Linked DNA regions of Mus musculus: region 1 is linked to region 2. A link is a loop called in an ENCODE intact Hi-C map of the cell type or tissue named here. Cell type or tissue: heart. All regions are shown on one strand. Each heading gives the region's core, and the rest is flanking DNA. Links, peaks and the distances in the headings are about the cores only. Region 1 overlaps Taok3 (TAO kinase 3). Region 2 holds the start of Suds3 (suppressor of defective silencing 3 homolog (S. cerevisiae)).

Region 1 (11,513 bases), core at 2,742-7,741, 89 kb after region 2:
CTCTTTTCTCTAGTAATGTTTTATAATTACTTATTTGAACCATAAAGCTACGACCCCTGTCTCTCCCACTGGACCTTTGTAATCGATTATGTAATCTGCTGGTCGGTTTGTCATATGGTATGGATTCCATAGGATCAGTGCCAGGTCTACCTGTCGAGAGAGAGCATTGAGCAAAGAGATGGTACAGAGTCAGGCTCGACGTGTAAAACCAAACATTAAACCCTTCAGTCTCCCAGAACTTTTAAGCATGATTATTATATTTATTTTGTGTGCCCACGTTTGCCTCGGCACACACGTGGAAGCCAGAGGACTTGTGGAAGTTCTTTCCTTCCTTCCACAAAATGTGTCCCAGGAATTGGATTTGAGTCCCCAACAGCCTGAGCCACCGAGCCCCTGAGCCAGCTCTCCTCTCAGAATGTTTGTTTGTTTGTTTGGTTGGTTTGGTTTGTTTGTTTGTTTTGTTTTTCGAGACAGGGTTTCTCTGTATAGCCCTGGCTGTCCTGGAACTCACTCTGTAGACCAGGCTGGCCTCAAACTCAGAAATCGGCCTGCCTCTGCCTCCCGAATGCTGGGATTAAAGGCATATGCCACCACACCCGACATGTTTTTTTTTTTTTAAGACTTATTTATTTTTATTTTGTACATATGAGTGTTTTGCCTGCCTGTATACCACACAGGTTTACAGTGCCCACAGAGGTCAGAAGAGGCCTTCAGTGCCCCTGGAACTGGAGGTAGAGACGGTCATGAACTGGCACGCGGTGCTGGGAGCAGAATAGTGCCCTTAACTGCTGAGCTGTCTCCTCAGCCCTCTTCTAGAACATTCATCGTTGCCACTTCCAGCCCCGCCCCGCCCCCACCGTTCCATTTGACTATACAGTTTTTACAAAATGATACGACCACCATGGACCTAGAGTGGGGAGCGCTTCCACACATTTTAGGGTTTTTTTTAGGTGACTGTCACTGCTTGACATTAGCATGTCACATATCATTTAGAATATGAAGGTGTTAATCACATTAGGCATTTTAGCTTAAAGTCCCATATACCTGTCTGTGATGGGTTGCTCGGGACACCACAGCCTTTCGGGATCCCATCACCAACAGGAAATGGACATTCTGTGTAAGCATTTCTGCTCAAGAAGTCCATTTCGGGGTGTGTGTGTGTGTGTGCCACAAGTTGAAAGTCAGGTGTCTCCCCCAGTGGATCTCTACCTGATGTGTTGAGACAGTGTCTCTCATTGAACCTGGAACTTGCCTATCTGATTGGACTGGCTACCCAGTGAGCCCCAAGGAGATCCCCACGTGTACGTCCCCTACACTGAGATTACAGGCACACACCCATGTACCCCACTTTTGCTTAGAGCCTAAGCTCTGATGCGAATGCTTGCAAGGCAGGAGCTTTACCCACTAAGCTATCTCTCCCACCTCCAAGCAGCTTTTCAGCTGCCTAGAGCCTCTGCTTCCCGCCTGAACAGATGTCAATCAAAGGAGCATCTTCCCTGGAAATGGGTTCCTCTGGGCCACCCCAGCAGCCTTGGAGGAGTCTGGGAAGACCTGGGTTGGACAGGATAAACGCTGCACATTCCAAGTAACCAGAGTCTTGCCAGCGCTTCGGGAACTCCTCCTCCAGGCCCAGGAGCTCCTCCTCCAGGCCCGGCTGCTCTTCCTCCAGGCCCGGCTGCTCTTCCTCCAGGCCCGGCTGCTCTTCCTCCAGGCCCGGCTGCTCTTCAGTTACGCGGAGGTCTAGCCAGCTTGCTTACCTGGTTTCCATCCACAGCTAGCGTGACTGCTAGTTAGAAAGCTCTCCTACTCACTGAGCTGCAAGAGCCAGGGAGACAAACAGCACCAAGAGTAACCTGACCATGTAGGAGAAGTAAAGGGAGCTGAGACCTACTCAGTGCATAGCTGGGCTGCAAAGGGCTCTGTGTGAAGGACTAAGGAAAGCACTCTCGGCATCGTGCTTTTGAAAGAATAGGAACACAGTGCAACTCGCCCCTGTCCAGTGTTAAAGTTGTATTAGAACACAGTAGCTCCCCACACAACTCTGACTTCACCGTGGTGTACAACCAATACATCCATCGGGAAGCACATTCCCAGTTTAGCTTTTGATCCTTTTCTGGGCTGGCATGAGTCCTGCAGTCCTCCCTATAATACCAGGCAGTGCTTATTTCAAGCATTAGACCGTCCACACTGCAGTCCTCCCTATAATACCAGGCAGTGCTTATTTCAAGCGTTAGACCGTCCACACTGCTAACTGGGGATTTTCCTTTTTGGAGGTGGGGAGAGATTTTGAGACTGAGTCTCACTATGTAGTCCTGGAACTCACTCTGTAGGCCAGGCTGGCCTCAAACGCACAGATACCCCCATCTCTGTTTCCCAAGTACCAGGGTTAAAGGTGTATGCCACCACAATCTGGCAACTGGGAGTTTTCTGTTTATATTTGGTGTTGAGGATTGAACCCCAAACAAATCAGGTGCAAAATCTTGAGTTCAACACCAATCTTTCTGGTTTGTGTATTCTTTGACAATTTCTAGGTTACAAACAATGAGTAATAAAGTCTATATATATGTAACACCTATTATGAAACAAGGCAATATGGGAAGGAGGTATCCGGTCGGATCTGGTAGTCTCAGCCTGAGTGCCTTACAGGGACCATGTCTACATCAACCCTCATGGGCTGAGGACAAGGCCAAGGCAAAGGTGACAAGAACTGAAGTGTGGAAGATTATGAAAATCAGTTTGTTATCAGGTGGCCAGACAAGGCAGGTTTAGGGCAGGCCAAGTATCTTCCCTCCTGATGTCCTTAGTGCCTCGGTTGGTTGGTTGTGTGCTTGGTTGATTGGTTAGTCAGTTGGTCGATTGGGTACTTGGGTAGGCATATGGCTGGTTGGTTGGTTGGTTGGTTGGTTGGTTGGTTGGTTGGGGTAGGTTGGATTGTGATTGGTTGCTTGGTTGATTGATTGGCTGTTTGGTTGGTTTTGTAGCTATTTGGTTGGTTTGGTGTGGTTAACTTGAGGAACTTCTCATTAACTTTTATTATTCCGATCTTCCACTCTGTTCCAGTTGGTGATGGAGTACTGCCTAGGTTCAGCCTCTGACTTGTTAGAAGGTAAGCATGACATCATAGCCTCTTCTGTTTTCCTTCTGTCACGTTCTCCATGGGGCTGGAGAGACAGCTCAGCGGCAAGAACACTCTTCTCTCTCAAGGACCCAGTTGGGCTCCCAGGCAAATGCCTGTAACTCCAGCTCTGGGGACCTGGCATCCTCTTCTGGCCTCCACAGGCACCTGCACCCAATGTGCACACACATACGCATGCACAGGCAGGCCACATGTACAGGCACGGACACTAAAATAAAATCTTAAAAACAAAAAAGAATGCTATCTATTCCCAGACAACTAGACATAGTGCAGTTTGAGCCTCTGGTTGAAAGGCAGTTTAAGGGTCACTGGGTATACTGTATAGACATAATCTCTACACTATAGCTGGGTGATCTCAGCTGCATGGCTGTCCCGGGCGGGCACTAGCCAAAAACCATCAAAGCCATGTATAAATGTCACTGCCTGTGCCTTTCCAGTATCACAGTGGGCACGGATGTGAGAGGGGAGGTGCTGTCAACTCACTAGTATCTACCCATGTGCAGAGTCAACGACGGACCTGAGCTCTCCCACCACTGCTGCTGTGTGTGCCCAGCAGCTAGCTGTGTTTAAAAATTCTATTTAAAAACCTTCTGAAACCAACCAGGACCTCTCAATAGAAGTTGCCTCATACCCTCTTAGGTCAAGGGTAACTGTGGTGACTTTGTGGCAGAGGCGAGCAGCATGGCCTAGAACGCAGTCAGGAGGGACCGATAAACCCGGGCCAGCTGGGTCAGAACCGACATCGCTTTGACTCGACACTGATCAGTAAATTACTGCTGCAGGCCTGTGGAGTGTATTGTGTTAGCTTCATCTTTGTGCCCTCGGTTTCCTCATCCACTGCTGATGCTGTGCACGGTACAGCTTCCGTGCGTTTAGGTGAATTCGCTCTCCAGCTGTCCTTCGGCAAAGTCTCTGTCACTCTGTGCTGTGGAAGGCTGGCCATCCATCCTGACCCTCTCTCCTCCTCCCTCAGTTCATAAGAAACCACTTCAGGAAGTGGAGATCGCTGCTATCACCCATGGTGCCTTGCAGGGGCTGGCCTACCTCCACTTTCACTCCCTGATTCACAGGTAAGTCCAAACCCCAGCTCCCTTTCTAGCTCCATAGCCCAGGGACTACAGGAATCAGCATGGGGTCCAGTGTTGGGGGGTGGGGGCGCTAAGGGATCACAGGAGGCAAACGATACCTCCCGGCCTCTCCCATAGCCCTGCAAAGACTGCACCCTGTCATGTTTCAGGGGGCTGTTTATTTGTTGTTTTTGGGTGATGGTGGCATGTTTAGTTTTAGATTCTTTTTTTTTTTTCCTCTTTTGGGACAGGATCTTACAATGTAGCCCAGGCTGGCCCTGAACTCATAATGTAGCCCGGGTAGATCTTGAGCTCCATTGGTTCCGCCTCAGCCTCCGAAGGGCCGGCATTTGTGGCATGTACCACCATGCTTTGCTTCCTATGTGAGTAGCTGGCCTCCTGACAGTGCAAGGAAGTCAGGAAAACAGAAGCCGGGAGAACAGAAGCCGGTTGACTCCCGTGCACAGGATAGCATCGCGCTGAGCAATCCCTTTCCTGTTGTAAGGAACAGGTGCCTCACATCCCAGAGGCTTCCCATGCCTGAAGTCTGTGTCAGTCCACACATGAAAGGTCCTCAGCACTCAATGGTGGCTCACACTCAAAACTGCCTGTAACTCCCATTCCAGGAGGTCTGATGCCCTCTTCTGACCTCTGTGGGGATACATTTCATAGCACACACAGGCTACCATGTAGCCCTAGGGACCATAAAAAATAAGTTAAATAGACAACGAACCAGTCACAACTGGTAAATATTGGTTAAGTCCATTGACCATTTTATCAATGGACTTATTACATTTTTGAGGTGTGTTTTCTTGGATTCACTGTCATTGCTGGATTCTGACTCGCTTGGACCTCTGCTGGGTTTCATCCAAAGCTACAGTTTACTTTTGTGTTTGTTTCTTACTTTAATCAGCACACTGTTTATGAAAGAAATGGAAAAGACAAAAAGGTTTTTTAAGTGTTTTTTTTTTCTTTTAACATTCATTGAATTAAAAAATGAAAGCCAGGCATGGTAGCACACACCTTTAATCCCAGCACTTGGGAGACAGAGGCAGGATAAACTCCGTGAGTTCAAGGCCAGTCTGGTCCACAGAATGCTTTCCAAGACAGCTGGGACAACATAGAACCTGTCTCATAGCCAGGCACAGTGGCATGTGCATATATTATAATCTCAGCACTTGGGAAGTAGAGGCAGAGGAATAGGAATTCAAGGCCAACCTGTGCTACATAAAGAGTTCAAGGCCAGCCTGGACTATAGAGGACCTGTCCTCGAACAAACCCTGAATACCGTTCATCTCATCTTCTTATGGCTTTGTGGGACGTCTCATCTCCAAGCCCTTCTTTGTTAGAGAATAAACAGCATGTTTATTTTCAGTCTTTCTGCCCAGTGTCATCTTGAGGCGGAAGCTGTCATTCCAGGGGAAGTTTTGGACACCCTTACACCCATCGCTTTCTCTCCATTTTCCCAGCTGTGTCTCAGCCCATCGTCAGCTTGCAGCTCATGGTTTCCAGTCCTCATTCCCATCTTAAGAAACACAAGGGGGCATCTGCATCATCCTTCATCCTGAGTTTTCAAATGGCTTTTCCCTAACACCTGACTGCACCATGCATCTTAAGTGGCAAAACCAGCTGCGACCCGTCCTAGGGATGCTGACTGCAAACTCCTAACCCTTAATCCTTGTCTGTTTTGATCTTTCAGGGTCTTCTCTTCTCTGTACAGTGTTATTTCTTAAATAACACCTTTTCTGTAACCCGTACCCTCCCATGCCTTAGAGTGGCAGTTACAGTTAAAGGCAGAAAGGGGCACGGGCGAGACAGAACAGGTATGTGTCCAGCTAAGGAACCCTGGTCAGGGTGGCAGCGTCAGGCATGTCAGATTTGGAAGTGGGGGACAAAGGGCAGTTACCAGTGGCTCCAGGTCTCCCAGCACAAGGAATGTCGGTGGTGGCTGGAGAAAGCACTGAAGAACACGCTTTGTAAGGGTTGCGGTCTCCTTGCGCTCCTTGACTGGCATGGCTGCCTCTTTCCCTCCCTCGCTCTACCCCTCTCTCTGAAGACAGCTCCTCCTGGAAGTCCTTCCAGTGACCGCCCAGGAATGCGGCTCCCTTACAACAGGCAGTCATCTCTGAGAAAAGTATGCTTGTGTGTTTGTTTTGTTTAGTGAACATTTTATCTCGCTAATTGCATGTTCTGGCTTCCTGCTTAGTAAGTATTAAGAAGTTAACTCTCAGATCGTCTTCTTTCCCTCCTGTAGGGACATTAAAGCAGGGAACATCCTCCTCACAGAGCCAGGTCAGGTGAAGCTGGCTGACTTCGGATCTGCCTCCATGGCTTCTCCCGCCAACTCCTTTGTGGGGACTCCTTACTGGTAGGTACACTGAGAAGATACAGTGTAGGCTTAATATACACAAGGGAGGGTGAGCAGAGAGCACTTGGTGTCCCCATTCTTGTTTGTACAGTGGCAGGGATTGAACTGAGGGCCTGCAGGATGCCGGGGAAGTGCTCAGCCGCTGAGCTACATCGCCATCTTCTTCATTTGGAAACACGGTCTCACTAATGTGTCCAGATTGGCCTCAGATGGATTCGTTCTCTATTCCAAGCTGACCTTGAATGTGCGATCAATCCTCCTGCCTCAGGCCACCATGGAGCTAAGCCCCCAAGCCTGTACCACTTGGCCGCCTGGCCTGGTTTCATCTCAACAGTGGGTTTCCAGCCAGGGCTAGTGGTGTACCTTAAACCTCAGCAGAGGCAGATGGATCTCTGTGAGTTTGACACCAGAACAACCAGGGTTGCATAGAGAGATTCTGCTTCAAAAACAAGAACAACCAAAAAAAACAAAACAAAAAAGCTGTTTTCACAATGTGCACCAATCAGATTTCCTTTGAGAAGGTTAGAAACCTCTCTAGCCGAGAAGAGTGACCTTAAATTGTTGAAAGCAGGCAACTGGCTTTGGATCTGCTTTGTGCGAAGTTATCAGCTTGCTGGGCTAGCTCCGTCTAAGGTTTCGCTTGAGGTCTCTTTTGAACTGTTCCCTGGAGGCAGCGTGCTCAGATGAGGCAGGGTTCCCTTTACCGTTCTCTGGCTGCCTACCAAGACCGAATGGAAGAAATCCAAGCTCCCGACTCAGTGGAGTCCTTTGATGCTTCACCAGCCGTGACGACATTCTGACTCGGCGTCTTCCCCCTCATTGTGTTCCGGATCCCCTTTCTGAACGTCCACGATATTCCATCATGTTATCACGGCTTTGAAAAAGACACCTTCTAGAAAACTCTCCTAAAAACAGCTGCTTTTTGACTTTCCACCTCATCTCAAGATCGCATTCACCAAACCACTGCCAACACGGAATAGGCCCAAGCACTGTCCAAACCAGAGAGAGGGCAGAGTCCCCTCCCTGCTCAGGGTCAGGCACGCTACCCCCCTTTGCCAGAGCCTGACCTGTTCTGTGAGTTACAGTGGCTTTGGGACAGCAGGTCACGATCCTTTATACTGTCCCTCCAAACATTTTTCCATGTCTTTTAGAATAAGTCATTTGTCGGCGCTCACAGCATACTAATACCTTACACATCTCCGTGAGGTCCCTGTGACACGCCTGTCTGTCCTTTAGATGAGGAGACAGATAGACCATCGTTGAATAACGACCGGAGAGCAAGGCGAGAGTGAATAATGGAGCCAGGATGTATTGAAATCACGCCGTGTTCCCTAGAAATCACTAAGGATGTTTGTGTGTTCAGCAGTGTTGTTCTTCAGAGTAGTATGTGTGAGGAAATATCAGTCAGGAAAAATTTTGAACTTTTAAAATTAAATTTTAACTGGTGTACAAAATAGTAGGTTGTGTCATGATATTTTCTCCCAGCTAGGGCATGTATGTACTTTGTTCAAATTCATCCCCGTGTCCTCCTCCACTCTGCTACCCTACAGCCACCCCACCCCCAGGTGCTTCCCTTTTTGCTTGCCTCTCTCTCCTCCCTCCCTTCATCCATCCCTCCCTCTCTCTGTGCCTCCCTCCTTCTATCCTTCCCTCCCTCCTTATCTCCTCCCCTCCCTCCCTCTTTCTCTCCCTCTCTCCCTCCCTCTCCTCCTCCCTCCTTCCATCTATCCATCCCTCCTTCCCTCTCCCCCTCCATCCCTCCCTCCCTCCTTCCCTATCACCCTCCGTCCCTCCCTCCCTCCCTCCCTCCCTCCTATATTCATCTTTCTGAGTCTGGCTTGTTTCATATAACATGATGACCTTCAATCCCTTCCATTCCCCCACGGCTCAGTTCCTTTTCAATTGCTATGATAAAACGCCATGACCAAGTCAACTTATTTTCAGAAAGCAGGGATTGGGGGCTGGAGAAGTGTCTCAGTGGTTAAGAGCACTGTCTGCTCTTCTAGAGGACCCAGGTTCAATTCCCAGCACCCACATAGCAGCTAAAACCATCTGTCACTCCAGTTCCAAAGAATATGACACACTCACACAGACATACTTGCAGGCAAATCATCAGTGCACATAAAACAAAGATAATTTATTTTTAAGTGTTTAAATTGGGGCTTAAAATTTCAGAGCATTAGTCAGTGACTCTCATGGCAGGTAGCATGGCAGGAGGGAGGCAGGTGTGGTCGTAGGAACAGGCTGAGAGCTCCCATCTTAAGGCTTAACCATGTGGCAGACAAATACACTAGGAATGGTAGGAGTCTTGAACCTCAGTGCACTCCCCCAGTGGCAAACCACTTCCAACAAGCCACGCCTTCTAGTCCTTCCCAAACAGTTCCACTAGCCAGGAGAGCACAGGGGAGCATGTATTCAAATCTGTGAGCCTGCAGGGACCATTCTCATTCAAACCTCCTTGTCACAGACACCTCCATTGTGTGCAGGAACTATGTTCACCTTAGCCACATACCTGCTGATTTTCTAGGTTGACTTCTTTATGTGGCTTCTATGAATAACACCACAACAAACATTGACTACTTTAAATGAGGGCTGGAGAAATGGCTCAGCAGTTAAGTTACTCACTATTCTTGCAGAAAACTGAGGTTTAGTTCCCAGAAAATGAAGGGGGGGGGGACTTAAGTACCTTTAAAAATAATTTGAATGCCCTTAAATCTATTGCACTGAGTAGTTTTATAAAATGAAAATTTCGTTTGTACTGACAACTTGAACTCTGCACGTTGCATTTGGCAGGATGGCCCCAGAGGTAATCTTAGCTATGGACGAAGGGCAGTACGACGGGAAAGTTGACATCTGGTCGCTTGGCATCACCTGCATAGAGTTGGGTAAGGAGGAGCTTCCACTGGGGCTCTGCTGATTGGTCCTCACACATGCCCATCAGTTAACTCAGCCCGCCCTTACCCAGTGACAGACAGCTGTAGGTTGGCCTGTATTGGAGACTGTGACTGTATTGGAGACACTTTCCATGCTCTGGTATGCCACAGAAAAGGGATCCTTCTCTGCTATGTCTCCATGCTATTGACTTAGCTAAAGGAGTTTGAGCAGATGTGCAGTTAGCAAACACTGAAACACAAGCTGGTAAGTGCTAATACCTGAGACTTTCCTGACCTGAGACATCACACACCCTGTCTCTACAGTAACTCCATGGCTTTGCTTTAGAACCCAGCCATACTGGGGGAAATATTAGAAGACTCAAGTATATAACTTTACCCAGTGGTAGAACCTTGAAGAAAACTTCATAGTAAAAGATGCACCAGCTTGACAGTTATCCCCAGGGACTGGAATGGTGCTCAGGACTTGCTACTCTCCAGAGGACCTTAACAGATTCCCAGCACCCACATAGGGACACATACACACAGATACACACACACACATACATACACAGACATAGACATACACACACATACACATTCACACAGATACATACAGACATACACACACATATACACCCACAGACACACACAGACACACATAGATACACATAGACATACGCACACATACACACTCACACAGATACATACAGACATAGACACACAGACACACACAGACATACACATATACAGACACACTCACAGTCACACACACACACACACACACACACCCCAAACATGGTGGCATACATAGGTCCCAGCAGTTGGGAAGCTCGCGGGGTCAGAGGAGACCACTACTTTGTTACCCATTTCAGTCCTGAGCCTCACTGTACCTCAGTTTCCTCCCTAGTTGCCAGTCTCTGGTAGGCGTGAGCAGCATCCAGGCCATGCCTGAGACAGTGAGTACCTGACACAGGACAGGAACTCCATAGCTAGAAGCAGTTAGTGTCACCTGCAGTTAGGGCTGCCCACCAGATCTCTTCATAAGAAGTGTTTGCCCCTTCAAAGGCAAAAGTACTTATCCAAGAGTGGGGTGCCCTTGGGTCATCTCTCTCTCAAGTAGAGTACAGCCCACTGGTTCTAATTTAGCACAGCCAGGGAGAACTGTTAGCCACAACCCACTAAGCTGGCCCCGCTAAATCCTGATCTCGGCTGGCCCAGATGAAGAGTCCACAAAGATGTAACCATTGTCTTTCCCTGAAGCAGGAACTTTTTAAATGTCATGTAGCAAGATTGGCTTTCCTGTTCTTTGATCCTTTCGGCTAAGAAAACATGGGATCCAGACTGGGGAGACAGTTCAATAGATAAAAATCCTTCCTGCCTTAATTAAAGACCAGGTTCATATCCCCAGCACCGATGCCAATGTGGCTGCCCACTTGTTTTGTTTTGTTTTGTTTGTAACTTTTTTTTTGATTCTTTGTGAGTTTCACATCATGTACCCAAACCCCATTCCTCTCCCAATCCCTCTGTATCTGCCCCCCTCCCTTGCAGTCCCCACCTTAAATAAAACAACACACACACAAACAGATCTCACCATGGAAGCAGCAGTGTGTCACGGTGTGTCACGGTGTGTGTCACACAGCACACCCTTATCTCCAGGCAGCTTCATTTGCAGATGTTCATTGCAATGAGTCATTGGTGGTCTGAGGCCTCTGGTCCTGTTGTGGCCCTGTGTCACAGAGAGCCTGCATCTTTAGTTCTACAGGACTGGTCCTTTCGTACACTACAGCAGTTCATAGATGGGGTAGATGTTGGGGTGGGGTAACTCAGAGACCTGGATCTGGGCCCGGGTGGATGCCGATTTGGTCAGCCCAGCGGCTCTCCTGCACCCAGGCCATCAGGGCCAGCTCTCCTGCTTCACTCAGGCAAGGGGCAGGGCCAGCACTCCTGACTGTGGTACCTGGCAAGGGGCAGGACCTGCTCTCTCAAGCCCATACTATCAGGGCCAGCTCTCCAGCACTTTCCCATAGAGGGGCAGGACCTGGCAGCCCAGGCACAGTCACAGAGTTCAG
Region 2 (11,513 bases), core at 2,581-7,580:
AAAAAGAAATGTCTTAAAAAACAAACAGACAAACAAAAAACTGTTTCTAAAACATGGCAAAGACAGGCGAGGACAGTGTTTGAGAAGTTTGTAGACCCAGGACATCAATTCCCTACCACAAAAAGGGAGCAGGCAAAGAGATTACTTGGGGAATGAGAAAGGAATCGGGGCTGGGCACCAGATCCACTGACATCACATCCACGGAGAAGAGTCTGTGAGAGCAAGTTTCAAGCAGGCCGGACTCAGCCAGTAAAAAGCTGGCAGAGCAGCAGGACCAGGCTGAGTTTCAGGTGCAGCTGAGTGCACACACATGAATTGTTAATGTGTCCTCGCCCAGCAGCGGTCACACCTAATTGAGTTCCTGCTTTGGGTTGAAGATGACCGATGCTAGAGAGAAGGGCATGCACATTTGAAAGGAGAAGCCAGGGGAAGAAATGGGGACTACGTAGCCTACAGGAGTTTAAGGGTTCAAAACCAAGAGCCTTGAGATAGACCCAGTCACCACTTCCTGAAAACTGGGCACGGAGCCTCAAAACCTGTAACCCAGCACTTGGGGGATGAAGCAGGAAGACTGCGGTGAGTTCAAGGCAGCCTTAGATCACCTCCAAGTGATCCCCTATCTCAAACACGCCCTACGCGACCACACATCTGGGCACAGATCAGGTAGCAGGTGCAAGAGCGGTGGGCAGGCACCTGAGGTTCAGCTACTTGGAAGGCTGATGCAGGAGGACACCTGGAACCCAAAAGCCTGACACCAGTCTGGCAACAGGGAAAGACTCTGGATTTGTTTCTTGCTGGTGGTTGACGGTGTGTTTCTTTTAAAAACTAACGACAGCTGGGGGGGGGGGGGGTGCACGTTTAATCCTAGGGCTTGGGGATAGAAGCTGGTGAATTCAAGAGAGTTCAAGGCTAGGCTCATCTAGGGAACAAATTCTGTGATAGCCAGGACTACACAGTGAAACCCTGTCTCAAAAAAAATGAGTAAATAAAAATAATAAGGCCAGGCGTGGGGACAACACCATCAATCCCTGCATTCTGTGAACTGAAGGTTAGTCCGGTCTCAAAACAACGCTCTCACCCCTCTCAGAAAACAGTCAGAGCTTTAGCTGACTGTGGCTTTCGTGAAGATGTGTGAGAACAAACAGAATGTGGCAGGAAAGGGGGTGGCAGCCTGCTCCCTCAATTCCCAGGACACTTGGGACACCCAGCATATGACCCACAATATAGGACAGGGGCTGGGGGCCTGCAAGATACCCATTGTCCTGGGTACCAGTTTTCACAGCAATTCTAACGGCCTTACTGCCCCAGCCCACCATGCCCATCACGGCTCCTGCTAGTCTAGCCTCCGAAGAGGCTCCTAACAGGAAGGCTCCTAGATGCAACCAGAGAGGGAAACTACAGAAACATCTGTGCTTTGCAAGCACTGAGGTCAAAAGGGGGCCTCTGTATTCCAGAGAAAAGGCACCCGGGCTACTCACTGTTCCTTCATCTCCACGTAGTCTTCCTCATCGTGCTTCGCCAGGTCAGTCTCGCTGGCATCCTCGGTGTCTGGGCGAAACAAGGGGAGAAGCGGGCAGTTATGATCAGGTTCACAGAATCCGCATCATGACAGCGTAATCGGCAGACTTCTGGGAGAAGAAGGAGTTTCTATCCCATGTGGGTCTGCATGAACCTGCTAATAAAAAGTGTGTGAGTGTGTGTGTGTGTGTGTGTTTAAAATAAAAAAGAGAAATGCCACTCCAACTTGGGTTTATGCTGAGAATGTACTTTAATATGACGCACAGTAAGAGAAGAGGGCACACCAGACAGAGGCCACAGAGCAACAGTGAACGGAGCACAGTCCAAGAGGAGATCTGGGCATGCGCACCCCCATCCCATCACGGTTAGAGGTATGCAGTGAAAAGAGACCATCCCCACAACAGACTCAATCCTAATAACTGAACGGATTTCCAAGTTAACAGGCAAAAAAAACAAACAAACAAACAAACAAAAAAAAGAAAAAAATGTGCAGAAGCGGGGCAAGACACTTTTTGTTAAATGCTTCCAAACCTTGTATTTAAATAGATTTTAACAAGGGGGATGAAGGCATGTCTCAATAGAGCTCACTGTTCTTTGCAGAGGATATGGGATCGGTCTCCCAACACTCATTATCAGATGGCTTATGAAGTCCCAGAACTCCAGTTCTCAGGGATCTGGCGCCCTCTTCTGGTTTCAAAGGATACAGGTACACATGGTGCATATGAATTCATAAAGACACACAGCAAAATTAGTGAGTTAAAAAAAAAACATTTTCAAGCCGGGGGTGGTGGCACACGCCTTTAATCCCAGCACTCAGCAGGCAGAAGCAGGCGGATTTCTGAGTTCAAGGCCAGCCTCGTCTACAGAGTGAGTTCCAGCACAACCAGGGCTACACAGAGAAACCCTGTCTTGAAAAGAAAAAAAAAAGTTTTCAATTATATTTATTTTGTTTTACATGTATGAGTGTTTTGTCTCTGTGTGCATGCCTGGTACCCAAAGGGGTCAGATGATGGTTGGGGCTGTAGTTTTTAGATGCAAAAGATAACCTTTGTTCACCTGATGGTTTTTGCCATCTGGGAGGCTCACTGCCTCCTTCTGCTAACTTCAGCCTAGTCCTGAATGTTTCCAGCCCCTGTACATCTAATCTAGGCCTAGAATGTTTTTCAGCCTCTGAGACTTACTGCTGAATAAACTCACCTTTCTTGTTCTTTCTGAGCTCTGATGGGATGGTTCAACTCAAACTCCTCTCCAGGCTGTCTTGCTTCAATCTGGCTTCAATCAGTTTCTAGTGAATGGCTCTGCTTGGCCTCATTCTAACTTTGGCATTATCTTCAGCTCCTTCTCATTCTCTGGCTCGGTCTGCCTTCACCTGTGTCTAGCTTGTTCTCCAACCTGTCTCCGTAAAACTGCCCCCGTAAAACTGCCCCAGTAAAACCGCCTCCTTCTTCTTCTCTGTGCTGCTCTCTTAAATACCCTTTTCCCTCTCATCTCCTGAGAGTTGATTATATCCCATTCTGTCAAATCTGCCTCTGATCCATCACCTTGCTGACACTCAATTAGACATCACTTTCAAACAGGGGTTTCCTAATACAAACTAACTTTACCTTGATTGTTTGGGATTAAAAATATATGTACTAAGGGCATGTCTGCATTCCAGCCAGAGGGATTAAAGGTGTGTGTTAAGGCTGAGCAACACCCCAAGTAAAAACAGTTTTGTTTTGTTTTGTTTTTTTCAATAAATAACACGGTCTCGGGGTTCACAGTGTGATCAAATATCCTGCGACATATAGACAGTCGTGAGCCACTCCAACCTGGACCCTCAGAAAAATCAGTGTTCTAAACTGCTTAATTTAAACTGGTCTTAAGCAAAGATCTGGATCCAATGGCCTGAGTGAAGAGGGTCAATTTTGTCTTCGCTGTACCCCCTCGTGGTCATTAAAAGAAGTGCACCTTTCACATTGAAAAATCCCTAGTTAAACCTTGATTTTGTTTTTGTTTTGTTTTGTTTTGTTTTTTAACCATAGTTAAAACAAACGCACTCAGTTCCTATAACTTGCTCTGCGTGCACTGAGGCCGGAGCAGACCCAAGTCCTCACAAAGCCGCCTCCTTTCCTTCGGTGGAAGGAACTTTCACGGAAGCCCTGTCTAGAGCCAGCTAGCTATGTTACTACGCATTTGAGAGACTTAAGATCCTGCCCGCAGTTGGGGGTAGCTTTTGGCTTTTTACAGCCCGACTCTATGCCTGAATACTGTCCACTCCGCCCATACAAAGACCTCCCCTTGCCCCTTCTGCTTCTAGCTTCTCCCCCACCTAGCCAGCTCCTTCCTCAATAATCCCTCTGGGTGTCCCTCACACCCGCCAAAAGGTAAATAAACAAGGTCCCGGATCGAGACCTGAGGCTGGAGGAGCGATCACGCAAATGCAGACTACTCGGACCTGAAAACAAATCCCAACCTCCCCTTTCGCCCACTTCGCCGTGGCAGGACACGATTCCATTGAACCCCTCCCAACCTAGGAGATGAGGACTCCAAGCTACCACGCAGGAGGTGGGTAAACAAGACAGCTTTAAGGTCACAAAGCTGGGGGCGGGGGAGAGGTGCCGGCCAAAGGAAGACTTATCGCCTGTCCCATTCCGGCTCCCCAAGCGGAGCTAGGGGCATTAAAACAGTGGGAGGAGAGAAGCTGGGAGCGAGAAAGCCAGGGCGAGCATTGCTCCGACCCGAGTGCGGAAATGAGAGACGCTGGGCTGGGGACCCCTGGCTCGCAAGAGCTCTGGCGACCTCTGACCACCCGCACCCGGGCCCCGTCCCCACACCCGCACCTTCGTCGGACTCTCGGCCCCGGCAGCTGCGCTCGTCGTCCTCGGCGCTCTCCAACTCCTCCTCGTCCTCCGGGTAGTACTCCGGGGCGGCCGGCGCTGCAGCCGGAGCCGGCGCCGGAGCCAGCAGCCCCGCGGCGCTCATGTCGCCGCCTCGGGGCCGCGGCGGAGCCGGTCCCGCGGAGATCGCGGCCGCCTGGCTGCGTCCCCGGAGCCCCGCAACCTCGCGCGGTTCCGAGCCGCGGGCACCGGGACTCCCCTCGGCTCCGAGCTCCGCCCCCCACCCCGCACCCCGGCGCCCGCGCTGGGCAACGGGGGCCTCGCGCAGCCGGCTACTTCCGGGTCGTGGGCTGCTCGGTGACAGCCTGATCAGGCCGTCCTCGAGACGGTAGGTGAGACGCCGGGGCTCCACGGTTTCTGACACGGCGGCCGCGGCGGCGTCACTGTCTTAAGAATCCGCGATCGGCCACGGCGGAAGGGGCGGAGGCGGGAGTCTCTGGAGTCAGGCATATCCAGGGGCAGCCGCGCCAGCAGTCAGGACCCCGGAGTTGGAGGTGGCACTTCTGGCAGTGGCCACCAGGCGGCGCCTGGAGTCAAAACTAAAGTGTGGATGGACTCGACCTGATGGGCGGAGGCTTTGCAGAGCCCTGGATAGGTAGCATGGTCTCTGATTCATGCAGGTGAATGGCACGAACGGTTCCCGCGGTGGGCTTGGACGCCTGGCCAGCCAGAGTGTGTGGGATACAGAAAATGTTGTGCGTGGTTGCTCCCCTGCCTTAATGGGGGCTTTATTAAAAATTATGGTAAAGGCAAGTTGTTGCCATTTCATCCACCGGTCAGGTGAAAGTGTGTCCCTAGGCCTTGCCAGTACTTTCTTTTGAGTAGATTTACTGGGTAAGCTGTTCTACCGGTTTTACAAATGATCAAAAGAGTTGTCATTCTTTCTCCTTTCAAGAAAAGAAAAAAGAAAAAACGGTGGCGTCAGTCTAGCATCCCAGATCCACAGCTGTCCACAGGATAACTTCCTTGTGCTTCCCCAAACATAATTTTTAAGGTATTTTAGCCTAAAACAGTAATTTAATAACCTGCTAATTTTTACTTGAGTAAATAGGGCATTTCCCTCCAGGAACTACATTGGCTTAAATTCAGAAGCCAACGCTGAGCAAAGTGACCTTTAGTCCCAGGACTAGGGAGGCAGAGGCAGGCTGAGTTCAAGGCCAGCCTGGTCTGCAATTCGTGTTTCAGAACAGCCATGGATACACAGAGAAACCCTGTCTTAAAAACAAAAAAAAACAAACCAAGCCATGAAACTGAATCTCTCCATGTGTTAATCTGTGTAGCCCTGTGAAACATAGTGTTACAGTTTTGCTTAGAAGAGGAGGAAGAGGAGGAAAGGGAAGAGGTGGAGGAGGAAGAGGAAGAAGGTGGAGAGGAGGAGGAGGAGGAGGAGGAATAGGAGGAATCATCTCAGCACTTGGGAGGCAGAGGCAGGTGGATTTCTGAGTTTGAGGCCAGCCTGGTCTACAGAGTGAGTTCCAGGACAGCCAGGGTTACACCGAGAAACCCTGTCTCGAAAAACAAAAAACAAAAAGAAGAAGAAGAAGGAGGAGGAGGAGAAGCAGAAGCAGTAGCAGCAGCAGCAAAAACCTATGGTCTCTGCCTAGTGGCTCACAACAATAATCCCAGGTGCTCAGAAAGACAAATGCAAGAGGACAGAGCAACATCAAGGCTTGCCTGGATTTCACAATGAGTTCAAGGCCAGCCAGTTTAATGAGACCTTGTTTGAAAGCAAAATTAAAAAGGATGGGCCATGTATGCCTGTGGCTGGGTAGGGCACTTGTTCGGCATGCTGGAGACCCTAGCTTCACTCCCTAATTGGAGAGACAGAGAAGATGTGTCCAGAGGAACCCTATTCAGTTAACTCAGATCTGCAGAAAACAGAACAAGCATTAAGGCCCGGCAGATGGGAACACAGCAGAAAGCGGGGTGGAACCCGGGGACAGTATTCTGTTTCTCACAGCCTCTGTGATCAAATGCATTTCCAAATGGGCCCCCAGAGAGACTTCTAAAAATGAGAACATTCGTTCTGGGTCGCATTTCTTTTGACATTTCCTATTTGCTACCTTGTTTTAATTAAATCTTGGCTCTCTTTGTAAGAAAGAGTTCCTCTCTGCAGAAATGCAAGAATGTCCAGAATGCAAAGCTGGGACGGCTTTTCCAGCAGCTCGGGATCTGAAGCCCCTTCTCGACAAGAGTCCTTCTTCAAGCCCAGCCTCAGCAGAGGTTCTCGGAGCTGTCTCTTCTCCAGAGGATGAGGTCAGCTTCCTGCGTGTGCTTGTTCTCTCTCTCTCTCTCTCTCTCTCTCTCTCTCTCTCTCTCTCTCTCTCTCTGTGTGTGTGTGTGTGTGTGTGTGTGTGTGTGTGTGTGTGTGTGTGTAAACTGTTGGAACACATGTAGACTATTTGTAATCCAGCACACTGTGGGATCGCAGCTCCCAATACTATTAAAGAAGCAACAAATTAACAGGCATCATTTTTTGAACTCAGAATCCATTGATACAATGAAACAAATGACAGTTGGGTTTGTTACTAAACTGTGTGTAATCTTGTTTTGTGTTTAACTTTTATTTCTGTCTCCCTGATTACAGACAGCCAGTGTTAGTCTTCATGCGTTTCTGTTTTACATGGATTACAGAGACACAAATGGTTGGATGACGACAATTTGTCCCTTATCTTCCATGAAAATTGCAGAGCTGGCCCAAGGAGCAGCCCTACTAAGTGCTACTTAGTGAGGAGGGAAATGAACTTTTTAAGAATCCCTCCTGACTTTTAGCTCAACCAAATTTTATCATTGTTTGTAAAACCTTCAAAATCAAGTTTCACCCCTTAAAATTCTCCACCACTTCTCCCAAATAGTATATTCAGTCAGACTACCCAGATGAAGTTTGATATGCAATGTTTAGGATGTAAATTTTGCTGGGGAAATACCAGAGAGAGAGCGAGTGAGCGATCAGTTTTTTGACATGTTTGAATCTCTAGGATCAATATCCAGTACTTTAAAAAAAAAAAAAAAAGGCCAGCGTGTTGGGACCCACCTTTCATTGCAGCCAGAGGCAGGGGAAGGCAGATCCCTATGAGCCCAAGGCCAACCTGTCCACACTGAGAGTTCTAGGCCAGTAAGCCATCCTAGGTGAGACCCAATCTCAGATAAATAGAAACTAAATATTTTTTTGTAGTAGAGCGTTGACCAGGAGTTGAGTGTCCACGTCTGATAAGGCTTAGGGTGAAAATGTGTCCCTGCAGAAAAACTGCTTTGAGCTTCCACCATCAACTGAAAACAACACAGCTATTTCCACACAAAAAACATGAGACAGGTCCTGGTGCACTTTAACCTCTGGCAGGCACTATGTTTCCGCGTGGCTTAGGATGGAGCCAGGCAGGTTATTGCAGGTTGCACTTGGGGGGTCAAAGCTCAATCAACCTTCCGCCTTTGGTTCATTAAAGCCCGTGGCCCTGAAAGATTTAGTTAGATACGCTTGCTGGAATTTTGCCAAAGCCAACGGGGTCCCCCTACCCCAACTCCTCCATTAACTGTGGTAATCAAAACTCACAAAATGTGTATTTCTTTTTTCACTTTTCTTTCTTTCTTTCCTCTCTTTTCTTTTCGTCCTTCCTTTCTTTCTTTCTTTCTTTCTTTCCTCTTTTTCCTTCCTTTCTTTCTTTCTTTCTTTCTTTCTTTCTTTCTTTCTTTCTTCTTTCTTCCTTTCTTTCTTTCTTAGCTTCTGAGAAAAGATCTAGCTAGATACCCCAGGCTGGGTTCAAACTTGAGGCGATCTTCCAGCTTCTGCCTACAGAGTACTGGTATTCACATCGCACTCATTTTAAAATGTGCCCAGACCCTGGTAAGTAAGCATTTAGCTGGGTCCACAGATTTTTTCCCCCTCTCTCCAGCAGTAAACGTAGGGTCACTGAACGCAAAGCAAGAAAACGCATTCCCCTTCCTGAGAGCTGGAAAATAATTTACAAGCCCCAGGAGGAAAGCATCCCTTAAGGATGGCCAGGAGCTGTGAAAGGTCCAGAGAAAGATCCGACTGGCCCCACGATCTTATCCACGGTGGTCCGACAAGACAAGACAAGGCGTGGGGAAAGAGAGCCAAGAACTTTGACCCTGGCGCAGCACAAACAGAGCTGACCGCGCCCGAAGGGGCCATAGCTAACCCAAGTTAAGAGAGCTTCCGCGTTTGGGAAAGCCCCGCCCACCTGGACCCGCCCACCACCAGCTCCGCCAATCCCCTGGATCCATCGACCGCTCGGACTTCCCAGGCAAGGTCAATCGAGCGCCTATATACGGCCTGGACCCCGAGAGCGGCGATCAGGGAAGGTCAGTAGAGAACCTATCAAAGCATGGCTGTGGGCGGAGTCGAGGGCGGGGTCGAGTGGGGGCGGGGCGCGCTCTGCGCAGTCGGGTGCGATTGGTCACCCCTGGCGGAGCCGCACCTCGGACAGCAGCAGCGGCGGCAGCTAGGGTCCTGCGTGGAGAGTGGGGCGCGACGGGGACTCGCGGGCGGAGGCTGCGCGTGGGGACCCAGCACGCGAAGACCCAGCACGAGAGCGACTCTGGGCACGAGTGAGAGGAGGCGGCGGCGCCGGGGCCGCGGGTGACAGCGCTGAGGTGAGAGCGCGGGCACCCGAGTGACATCCCGAGTCCTCGGCGCAGCGGCCGCGAGCATCCCGGGAGCGGAGTTGTTAGCGGTTCTGCCAGTGCGCCGGGGAGAGGGGGGGGGGGGACTGGGAAGGACCGGGACGGAGAGTGAGGAGCGGACCCCGAGAGGGATCGCGAAGAGTGAGAGGACCAGGATGGGGACAGGGGTGAGGAGTGAACTCTGAGAGGGACTGCGTGTGAGCGAGGGGACCCGGAGAGAGATGGGGACATCAGGATGAGGAGGGGACCGAGAAATACCGCGGGAGAGCAAGGGGACCCCAAGACAGGACAGGGCAATGGGATTAACGAGGCGACTTGAAGAGGGACTCTGGCCGTGGGATAAGCGAAAGAACCCCGGAGGGACTTGCGACGACGGAGTGAGTGAGCGAGGAGATCCGCCCCTGATGGGCCGGTGGGAAAAGCAGACGGGACCCAGGGAGGGACACTCAGAGGGATTGGGACTGCAGACTGAGCAGGTTGACTTGAGAGAACTCAGGCAGCGGGATGAAAGAAGGGGACCCTAGAGAGACCGAGACAGGAAAATAAGCAAAGGAGACTTTTGGGGAGGCGAGGGCAGTAGTTCTGAAACTATGCTCTTGCGATGAGTGTAAAGAGGACCTCAGGAAGGCTTAGGGCAGCCGAGTGAAGGGAGGGGTCCCCAAAAGGGTGTGGGCTGAGGGACCCAGAGTAGGGACAGACAGCACTGAGAGTCCAAGGAGAGCCGGTGAGTGAAGTACCAGAGAAGAGCTTGCGCAGCGTGAACATGGTTTTTCTGGCCTCACAGCCAGGCACCTAGGGAAAAACACCGGCAGCCTGAGCCCGGGTGGCATTGAGTGGGCACAGCAGCAATGCTGACACCTGGACGACACCGATGCTGCTCCACTGCAAAGAACCCGAGGTCTCCCCCTGAGGGTTGAGTTCCGGGATGCTGGAAGGGGGATCATGTGATGGGCCCGGGAGTGAAAGACATAGATCCTAAGGGCTGGCCAAGGGCTAGCTAGACGATTTGTAGAGATTAGACCAGCGTCTCACCTCTTTCTTCTAAACAGCAGGCTGGCTTCCCAACTCTTCCCTAAAGTTCGACCTCGAGGTTCCTTGATGACACATCTGGGGCAAAACTAGAGGGGTTTGCTCCCCATTCACCGGCCCCCAAGTAGTTGGAGGGAGGGATAATTTAGAAGAGCCTTGAATTAATTAGGATGTTAATTTTAATGCTCTTAAAGCACCGGATTGTGTTTGTTTGTTTGTTTCAGTTTAGGCTTTTTATTTCCGCTCCACAAAGAGTTAAGAAACTTTTTCCCATTTGGCAGCCCGGCTCTATCAGTGTTTACAATGCACACATAGGAGAACCAGAGCAGGTTTGTAGTTAGGGCTGTTTAACTTTGATGTGTTAGACACGGTTGGAAGGTCACCCTCAATCTTTCAAAACAGTTGCTGGGGCCAGTAAATGAATGGTGCTTTCTAGGCAAGCTGAAGGGCCAGACATGTGTATTCAAAGCAGACACTGTAGGTCTCTCTCAAGGCCCCAACAGAGCTGAGGCAAAAGAAGGGGGCAGGGGCAGGCTAGCCTTCTACTCTGATGCAAGTGAAAAGACCTTGACCCCAGTGCCAGCATATACTGACATGGCCCCAACCCCCTCTGGGTGCTCCCCCAATACACTTGTTTGATCATCAACTTTATACTTGAAGATTTTAAGGAATCATGACGGTTTTTTTTTTTCAGTTATTTTGGGGAGAGAGTGGCATTTACAAAACAATCAGCTTTCATTGTGACATTTTTATATATGGCTTGTATTTCCAATTTTTAAAATCCTTTTCTCTATCTCTAATGTCGTTTCCCCTCTGTTCCATCGCTGTTTGATTCATTTTAGAAACTTAAGAAATGATGATTTTAGGGAAATAATGGAGGATGTAACTAATATTCCATTTCTGTTGCTTTGATGACCCTTCTGTGTCACCTTTAGAGTGTGTGGCATTTGAAACGCTTAAACTGGGCATGATAGCAGGACTCAGGATGCTGAGACAGGATAATTTTGAGTTAGATGCTAGCCTGGGCTACAATGGTACCAAGCCAGCCTGGGCTCTGAGACTCTGTCTCAAAAAACTGAAGAAATGTTTTGCTTGTGTTTAGCACTAGACAGCTGTGCCAAAACTATACTGTATTATTCCTAGTAGACACAATAGAGGGTTGGGCTAGCAAGCCCAAAGCCCTAGCTGGGCTTGGTCCCCAGAACAACAGCAAAAGAAGAGTCTTGCCCAGATCTGCTGTTGATTTGTTTAGGTGCAGAAGAGAGCATCAAAGCCAGGCTAGTGCCAGGCAAATGACCTTCCCACTGAGCCACACTGCCAGCCTCGATGTCATTTCTGTCTAAGATCAATGACTCTGAAATGGTTTTCAGCAGGGGCAATAGTAAATGAAAGGTTTGCTCGGTTAACGGGCTCTGCCTTAAGGCAGCTCTGATGCAGTACAGGGCC

The links. A loop is a pair of places that touch in the nucleus more often than their neighbours do. Peaks named below come from ENCODE experiments on the same cell type or tissue, not always from the same donor. Only the 100,000 strongest peaks of a DNase experiment are listed, where the experiment ranks them.
Region 1: a loop joins it to region 2, with 2.1 times the contacts of the local background. A loop is called at or near these places in 2 of 42 quality-filtered maps.

The regions. Positions count from the first base shown.
Region 1 is chr5:117,200,190-117,211,702 of GRCm38, forward strand. Taok3 (TAO kinase 3) reads left to right here. Exons shown (of 21, transcript NM_001199685.1): 6 at 3,061-3,106; 7 at 4,110-4,206; 8 at 6,458-6,571; 9 at 9,365-9,456. Among named protein-coding and RNA genes, the nearest start is that of Pebp1, 82 kb to the right of the region's middle. In heart, for the core only: a CTCF peak has its summit at 4,851 (motif pointing left); no DNase peak of the experiment used is centred there.
Region 2 is chr5:117,111,332-117,122,844 of GRCm38, forward strand. Suds3 (suppressor of defective silencing 3 homolog (S. cerevisiae)) reads right to left here and starts at 4,662. Exons shown (of 12, transcript NM_178622.5): 1 at 4,341-4,662; 2 at 1,479-1,548. The coding sequence starts at 4,482. It overlaps Taok3 (TAO kinase 3), which reads left to right and starts at 8,798. Exons shown (of 21, transcript NM_001199685.1): 1 at 8,798-9,008. In heart, for the core only: CTCF peaks have their summits at 3,452 (motif pointing left) and 4,905 (motif pointing right); DNase peaks (open chromatin) are centred at 3,950, 4,650, 4,800 and 6,342; H3K4me3 peaks cover 2,019 bases; H3K27ac peaks cover 1,506 bases.